Regions from separate parts of the Homo sapiens genome. Here region 2 is linked to region 1. Evidence: chromatin loops called from intact Hi-C (ENCODE). Cell type or tissue: ascending aorta. All regions are shown on one strand. Each heading gives the region's core, and the rest is flanking DNA. Links, peaks and the distances in the headings are about the cores only. Region 1 overlaps LOC124902196 (a long non-coding RNA gene). Region 2 overlaps LOC105376126 (a long non-coding RNA gene).

Evidence for each region. Hi-C counts contacts between places; a loop is a spot of excess contacts. Peaks named below come from ENCODE experiments on the same cell type or tissue, not always from the same donor. Only the 100,000 strongest peaks of a DNase experiment are listed, where the experiment ranks them.
Region 2: it touches region 1 in a loop (1.8-fold over the local background); 2 of 110 quality-filtered maps call a loop at or near these places.

The regions. Positions count from the first base shown.
Region 1 is chr9:87,061,825-87,066,220 of GRCh38, reverse strand. It overlaps LOC124902196 (a long non-coding RNA gene), which reads right to left. Exons shown (of 2, transcript XR_007061638.1): 2 at 1-141. Among named protein-coding and RNA genes, the nearest start is that of LINC02893, 22 kb to the right of the region's middle. In ascending aorta, for the core only: no CTCF peak of the experiment used is centred there; DNase peaks (open chromatin) are centred at 2,110 and 2,780; H3K4me3 peaks cover 825 bases; H3K27ac peaks cover 1,747 bases.
Region 2 is chr9:87,282,794-87,287,189 of GRCh38, reverse strand. It overlaps LOC105376126 (a long non-coding RNA gene), which reads left to right. Exons shown (of 15, transcript XR_007061642.1): 2 at 4,144-4,261. Among named protein-coding and RNA genes, the nearest start is that of LINC02872, 140 kb to the right of the region's middle. In ascending aorta, for the core only: no CTCF peak of the experiment used is centred there; no DNase peak of the experiment used is centred there.

The DNA of each region.
Region 1 (4,396 bases), core at 89-4,088:
CATAAAACTGATTTCTGGCTCATCACAGATGTGGCTTAGTGTTGTTTTCCCGAGGACAAGAACAGTCTGATTTCCACCACTTGGGCTGCTGCAGAAGCCACATGACTCATTCATTTTGCGAGCTATTCAGATATTTTCTTTCTAAAATAAAGAGAATAGCACCTCTTTAATTTCTTTTTTCTTTTTCTTTTTTCTGTCTTTCTTCTTCTTCTTTTTTTTTTTTCTTTTTTTTTGCTTGTTTGATAGTTTACAATAGTATCTGCCTAAGGGACACTGTGAGTTGAATTGCTTCGGGCGCTCTTTTTAGCTACCTTGTTAGTTTTGACAACTCCACTGTCTAACAGAGAACTAGCAGGCAATCCTGGAAAATAGGCTATTTTTTAAAAAAAATCTAAAACACATCAGTGTTGTGTGTACCGCTAAGAAATTAAAAACCTGTGACATGGTACTCAGATGCACTCTGAGTTTAGAGATATTAAAATATGAAAAAGCTTGCATTTAGAATCAGTAGAGTATCGTGTATACACACACACAATTTTTGTTACTTTCACATTTTTGAGTGAGAAGAATATATGGATGGCATAAAATCCAAGAAGTTCCAAAATGGCACCCTTGTGCCAAGTCTTCCTGTTCACCATCTAAGAGACAGCCACTCTTACTGGGTTCTTCTATTGGGCATACATTTTATTGTCATCGTTATTGTTTGCTATTTAGTTTGTTTAAAGTCAGGTTTATGCAGATATACATACAGTAAGATTCACTCTTGTTAGTGTATGGTTCTATGAGTTTGGACAAGTTCACAGGTTCCCTCATGCTCCCTTGTACCCATCCCTTCCTTAGACCCCAGGCCTTGATAATTACTAATCTGTTTTCTGTCCTGATGGTTTTTCCTAGTCCAGATGTCATATCAATAGGACCACACAGTAGGTAAACTTTTGAGTGTGACTTTTTCACCTAGAATAATGCATTTGAAATTCATGCGTGTTGCGTGTATCCGAAGTTCATTCCTTTTTATGAGTATGTTTTCAAGTGCAACTCTTTTGAGCAATTTTTTTAACCTAAATTGTCTGTGGCTGATCTGTGAAAATTGTGTACTATTTCTGTTCTACAAACCTGCTCTAAAATCACATAGGCTGTATATTTTCCAGTGCAGTGACTACTGTGCAGCATCCATGTTAAACTCTTTGGTTTAATTATAATTTAAAGTGCCTTCAAGAGTGGGAAAAAGTGTTACCTTTTCAATACCTGTGAAGCAAAAAGTGGCTTTTGAGGATATGTTTTCAGCCTACCTTCTAAGAATATTCATGATTTAATCTTGGGCCTAGGGTGGCCTCTGGTATGTAATTTAGAAGGATCTGAACAAGGCTTACAAAAATGTATTTTCTCCAATTATGTTTCTTTATTTCTTTGTGTCTCTATATTTTTCTGTCTCTCCACTTTTTTCTCTTTGTCTCTCTCTTTCTCCTGGTAAAAAGTGTTTTCTCACCTAGCAAAAAAACAAATAGGAAATTGGTGCTTTTAAATTTGGATAACCTCGAAATTTATAAACAGTTTTTCTGGATCAATTGCTAGCCATAAACAAAAAAATTAATATGGAATGCATTAACTGGTAAGAGCGTTCTACAGAAAAGTAAATCAAGAAAGAGGACAGGGAGTGCCTGGGGAAAGGTGATCAGTGAGTGCCTCGCCCATACACCGTGTGATACTCAAGTACAGCAGATTCCAGGCAGAGGGGAGTAGCAAGGTTGACACCCTGAGATAGGAGCTTGCCCACACATTAACTCCTTTGCTAATGCTTTAAAAGGTAATCTGTTGGAGGTTCCTGATGATAGTAACTGTAAATCCTGAATATCCTTTGGATTAAAAACAAAAACATAACAAAATAGAAATATCAAAGGCCACAGAAAGCCCTAAATTTTGTCTTCACTGAAACTTCTATATTCTTGAGGACAATGACCTTGTCAGGGTTCCTTTAATAGAAGCTCTAACCACTAAATCACAATGCTCCTGCTCCAGCCTCTCAGACTACTCAAAGAGATTGTTGACTCTAATCCCACTTCATTTTTAGTTGAACCAAGGTTATAATGGAAACACACACACACAAACACACACACACACACACGCTGTACTTTGTGAATGACCCACAAGCCCTCAAATCAAAAAGTCAACTGGAAAGAATGTCTGTGGGTGTGCTATTGCAAAACAGAATAAAATGTTTTCATGATTTATGGCTATATTTTAGAAAGATAATCTCAGAAGCACTTTCCATATTTTCCTCTCATTTCTTGCTGTTGTTTCTCTAAAATCTCTTTCCACTCTTCCTGACTTTCCTCCACAATCATTGACATTAACTGAGTTACATGGAGGGGAGATCTTCACCTGGAGCCTGTAGTTTCAGGCTTGAATTATTTTGCAGGAGAGTTTGATAAGTAATTCCTCAGTGGATCTCCCGTTAGGTCCTATGGCACTTAAGGTATTTTTGAAATAAAGCAACATATTCATTCCCCCCAAAACTCCACATTTTGTAAACTTTTGCACCAAATATAACGAAGTTTATGAAAAAAAAAAAAGATGAGGAAGGGGAAGAGGCAAAGTGTTCAGTGTCCATGCATTTTTTCATCTAGAGCACCAAGGAAAGCAATGATTGGAACCTGGGGAAGATATCATGAACATTCCTGGTGACAGACACTAAAAGTGAATAAAACTGCCAGGGTGAAGACAGCCGCAATACTTGGATTGGCTCAGAGCTGCAAAAGCTGAGTCCAGTCTGGACGGAAGTGGTTACTCTTAAGTTGCCAACTTGCCCTGAGACCAGAGCAGCACAGAGTTGGGAGCCCAAATCTTGACATGGGGTGGAAGGAGGAAAGCCTGACTGTAAAAACTTGTTTCTCATTTTTTTAAAAACATAGCTTAAAGGGCTCCTTCTATGATAGCAGCAGCCAAGTTAAGAGATTTTTTCCTTTCCTACGAAGATTATAATCCTACTTTTACCTTTCTGTCTCCTCTTTTCCAGGAAAATTTGTGCATGAGCTAACATGATTTTCCTATGACACTGATGGCATTTCCCTATTTACCATTTGTTTGTGAACTTCTTCACATTACACAAACAACACACTGCAGGAGAACAGACTGTACTTGACCAGTTAGAAATGGGATTCTCTTAAACTCACAACTTTAATCATTGCCTAGATATAATAACAATGGTAACAATAATAGGGTTGGTTAACTATTTAGTGCTTTCCATGGGCCAGGCACTTTGTTAAAAGTTTTATAGCTATCACCATATTTAATTGTTGCAGTGATCCCATGTCTAAGGAATTTCTATCCCTATTTTCTGCATGATGGAATGGGAGCTGAAGAAAGCTGGATAACTGTACCCATGTTACATAGCCAGCAATGCAGAACTCAAAATTCATTTCCAAAACTCATGCTTGCCTCCAAACCATCTCTCTCTTTTTTAAAAATTTTATTTATTTATTTATTTATTTATTTATTTTGTGAGACGGAGTCTCACTCTGTCTCCCAGGCTGGAGTGCAAATGGTGCAATCTCGGCTCACTGCAAGCTTCGCCTCCCGAGTTCATGCCATTCTCCTGCCTCCGCCTCCCGAGTAGCTGGGACTACAGGCGCCCGCCACCACGCCTGGTTAATTTTTTGTATTTTTAGTAGAGACGGGGTTTCACCGTGTTAGCCAGGATGGTCTCGATCTCCTGACCTCGTGATCTGCCCACTTCGGCCTCCCAAAGTGCTGGGATTACAGGCATGAGCCATTGCACCCAGCCCAAACCATCTCTCTCGAGTCTCTAAACTTTGAGCTGAGTCTTGAAATTCTTATTAATTATAACATTGACTTGAGACCAAGAGAAAATTATGAAGTAGGCAAGTTTTGTTGCCAGTGGCCCTTCCACGGCCATTTGTCACTACTATCGCCCCTCACTCCCATTATCCACTTCTGTTCTCAAATATCTGTTGTTTCTGACCAATTCCTCTTCACATCCTGGTTACCTGGATTCCGTGCCCTCCCATCCACCCCTAAACTAGCTCCTTCTGAAGTGCCCATGCCACAGAATTCTTCTCTGAGCAACATTTATGATTCCTGTGTTCCGTGTGCCTCAGGTTCCCAATCTCTGCATTCCAAAGGAACAGCTATACACTCTTAGCAGTGCATGTGTAGCATCCAACATCAGCAGGTGCATTTCACACATCGTTCTGTGCTGCATTTTACTAAATGTACTGCAACCAGAATGCCCAGAGAGGTCCACAGAAAACCCCGTCTCTACAAAAAATAAGGAAAAACTAGCCAGGCTTGCTGGCATGCACCCATAGTCCCAGCTACTTAGGATTCTGAGGTGGGAGGATCACTTGAGCCTGGGAGGTAGAGGCTGCAGGGAAGCGTG
Region 2 (4,396 bases), core at 144-4,143, 220 kb before region 1:
GAACTTTCTCTGGGGGTGGTGATAGTGGTGTAATTTAGTGAAAAGAATAGGGGTTTTGAAATCTGGCATATTTGAGTTTTAATGTAAATCTAAACTCATTATTGTATCTTTCTAAGCCTCAGTTTTCTGATCCATAAAATAAGGAAGGTCTCAAGTTAAAAAGGGAGAATCTGCAAAATACCATACCAAAGGGAACCAGTGAATTACCTGGTACTATATATGATCATTTCCTTGTATTTGTGTCTTGTTTCTTATTCTTTCATCTAATAAATATAGATTAAGTATCTACTATATGCCAGGACTGTTTTGGGTGTTCATTTCTTTGACTCTGAGTTTGCCCTGAATGGAGTTATGGCTTTAGGGCTGAGTATTGAAGGGACTAATGCCATATTTATTTAGTTCATTGGCAGTAACCAGGGAGGAGTGAATTTCAGAGCTTCATCACAAGGTTCCACTTAAGAAACCAAATTGCAGTCTTAGTGGCATAGTGGTTTGGTGATTTTCATCCAATACCAGATGTAAGGGCTGGAGATGAGTCTGGCTGACACAGTCACTGTTTAGAAGCTGGAGTGAAACCTTGGAATTTCATCTGGAAAAAGTTGTACTTCTCCAGGAAACAGAGTGGGTTTTGGTACACAGAGACCCTAAAAACTGAAATGAAATGGGGCTCACTTCCTTGTGACTCTAGCCCCCATCATATGTCCCGCAGATGTGAGACCAAGTACTTGAAAATATTTGAAGTCAATGGATTATTTACAACAGGAAAGCACAGATTTTACCCAAGCCAGACCTTAAGAATTTCAGTCCATCTTTCCCAGTTACCTCTCCATGAAGTCGGTCAGTTGGGCTTTCAAATGGGCAGCAATTTAAGACTGTTCGTGAATCATGACATGAAACAAACATTTAGAAGATAGGCTTTGGGTAGGGAGAGGTGGAAAAGTACAGATACTTTACCTTGTCAAGAATTAAATTGTTATTCATTTTCCTTCTTTTATTCATCAGGACATTGGGCTCAAGGGACTTGCAATTGTAAAGAGTAATTATGATGGTAGCTCATATTTGCTGAACATTTTTAAGTGCCAGGACTTTCTCTGGTTTATTATTATCATGAACGACTGCCATTTAGGAAGACAAAACTTGACTTCAGCCTGTGCTTCCTTGGAAAGCAGTGCTCTGTAGTGGAAAGGATAAGTCATTGGCATCAATGAGACACGAATCTGAGCCCTCACTGTATGGCTTTGAGCACATTATTAAACATCTGTCAACCACAGTAAACGGTACTCTATTGTTCTCTCCATTTTTCATATGAGTAAACTGAGTCTGGAAAGAGTTGAGCCACATGCCCAAGGTCCATAGAAGAGCTGGGGCGGGGTGAAGGGAGTCCAGTACCTGGTTCTTTCCTACACACTGTTATCAGGTAGATGTTAGGGACCTTGTGGGTCATGGAGGGACAGGAAACATGCCCCCTTTTACACATGAGGAAATGAGAGCCCAGAGGGGTTGAACTGGCCATTCCAGTTACTACAGGAATCAGAACTGCAGCTCAGGTATTCCCCTCCAGAGAGGGCATGAGAGGGGTGTACATGGAAGAAAACTAACAGCTCACCAATATTTCATCTTCCATTTTTCATTTCCTGGCTCTGGAACATAAGTCAGGATAAGATCTGGATTAGATCCATTTTACCAGTTTCCCATATATCACATTTCGACAAGATTTATGGATGTTTTCTCCTGGGCTGGAGCAAACACGGGTGGATTATGAGGTTGTGTTTACATTTTTCTGCTATCTCAGGCAGCATTATGTTAGTCTCCAGCTCCTGGCTCTGTGCCACCTGGATAAGCTTTTGCCATTTGATTCTTTCCATTGTGCACACACTTGTCCCTTCACCTTCTCTGTAATCTCTGCACTTTCCTTTGTTATCAGTTACACGTTTTATGCCAGAATGGCTATGGTGTCATTCTCCTGCTTTTGTTTTCTGGTGAGTATGGAGAGATTCTCTTCTAAATAGCTTTGCGTACTGGGGGATTGACATTTGTGATCTTATCTCTCCCTGGATAAAAATACTCCTTCCTGTAGTCTCTCAATTCAGAGCTCATAGTCAGTCTTTTCTCTCCTAATAGCAAATGCTTTGAGTTTTTTAGAAGTTTGCAGAACACTTCCTTTAGATCCTCTATAATGCAGAAAATATTTTTTGCTCAGAGCCCCAGAATCATGTTTTGTGGAATTTTCTTTTTAAAAATAGAGGCCAGGCACAGTGGCTCACGCCTGTAATCCCAGCACTTTGGGAGGCCGAGGCGGGTGGATCATGAGATCAAGAGATTGAGACCATCCTGGCCAACATGGTGAAACCCGTCTCTACTAAAAATACAAAAATTAGCTGGGCGTGGTGGCACGTGCCTGTAGACCCAGCTACTTGGGAGGCTGAGGTAGGAGAATTGCTTGAACCCAGGAGGCGGAGGTTGCAGTGAGCCGAGATCATGCCATTACACTCCAGCCTGGTGACAGAGCAAAACTCTGTCTCCAAAAAAAAAAAAAAAAAAAAAAACAAGAGCCAGTGCCTTGGCTCTTGGCTTTTGTGTTGTTTCCTCTTAGGCCCTAAATGGTAACCAGACACAGACTCACATTCCATGGTCCTCAATGACGCCCTCTCCATTTCTCTTTTCCTCTTGAGGTTCATTATTTTCTCCAAATTAAAACGTTCTGGTTGGAATGAGTGAGAAGAAAGAGACAGGGCAGCAGGGAGCTCCAGTTGTGCAGAGGGATTATATCTAGGGGGGTCTTCCTTGCCGGTCTCTGATATGATTAATCGGCCGAAAAGAGCGAGGCTTTGTAGTTTGAGGAGATCGATTTTGAAAGGGTCTGCTCTTGTTACCCAGGACAGTAGGTTTTAAAAACAATTTTTAAGAATATTTTACAGACATTTCAGAGCTTCTGGCTTTATCCCTATGTGAAGCTGCTAGTAGTTCATTTGTTTGTGCATTCATTTGTTCTGCAAATATTGATTGCGTGTTACTGTGCATCAGGTACTGTGTTGGGCCCTGAGAACACTGGGGTAAGCAAAACAGACTGGCCCCTGCTCTCTCAGATCTCACAACAAAGTGAGGGTGACAGATATTAGGCAAATAATCACATGAATAAGTGACCATCTGCACACTGATAGAAAGAGAAGAGGGTCTCCAGGGTGTGCATGCTGTGTGCATGTCAGAGCAGGCTTTCTTCTGAGGAAGAGACTCCTGAGCTAAGATATGAAGAGTGAGAGTCTGTTGGGTGATGGTTGGGAGGAGGTTTTGGATGTGCTTTTGGTGGAGCAGGTCCCTGTTCCTGATAGAGGGAATGCTGTGCGCAGAGGCCACATGAAGGGATTAGCATGGTGCATGGGAAGAAATACACCTGGGCCAGAGAGGCTGGGTTTCTGAGTGTGAGAAGGTGAGTGGAACCACAGGGATCAGCGGGGTAGCCAGAGCCCAGCGATAGGCTTGGATGAAAGATTTAGTCTTTATCTTTAGGGCCACTGTTGGTTCTACACTGGGAAATGATACGATTAAGTTTGCATTTTAAAAAGATCACTCCAGTTTCAGTGAAGAGAACAGATTTTCAAAAGGCCAGAGTAGATTCATTCAATCATTCATTCACTCATGTATTCAAGAAACATTTACTGGGCTCCAACCATGGGGCAGGGACTTTTCTCTCTACAGTGGTGAGGGAGTTCCCGGCCTCCCAAAACTCATATCTAGTGAGTCAGGACAGATAGTAAACAAATACATAGTTTAAGAGAAAAGATAACTTTGATAGAGGTAAGTGAGTGCAGTGAAAAAAAAATCAACCAACAGGAATCCGACAGACAGCACGGAGGCACTATGGTCTATGATCTCTAGTTCTATTGGGTTTTCAGGAAATGCCTTCCTGAGGAGGTGAGAGTTTCCTCCCTAGACGCAGCATTACCCCCTCCCCCTCTTTTTTTGAGCCTTGCCTGAAGCAGAGCTGGCCACTTTATTAGCCCTTTACTTGCTAGTCCTCAGATGTGCTGACTGTGTACACGAACACTTCAATCCCCCCGATTTTCCATGGCCTTTATGGAAGTCAGAGTATTTGAGCTTGAAGGAGCTTTTAGGATTTTCTGATTCAACTCCATCATTTTATAGGACACTAAGCAGAAGGCCAGAGAGGTACTGTTCAAAGAGTGAGCGGTCACCCTGTCCTAGCATCCAGGCCATCTTGTCCTGGGGCCCAAGCCTCCTGGCTCACCATTCAGCACTCCTGGTAAGTGTGAGGCCACAGCTGTGCTCTCTGAGTCCATGGAGGCTGTTTCCAAGGTACTCTTCATCCCTGGGTGCATAGGGGACTCCAGATACCTGCAGAAAGTGATTAATGGTCCTTTCTTCCACCCTGGCATCT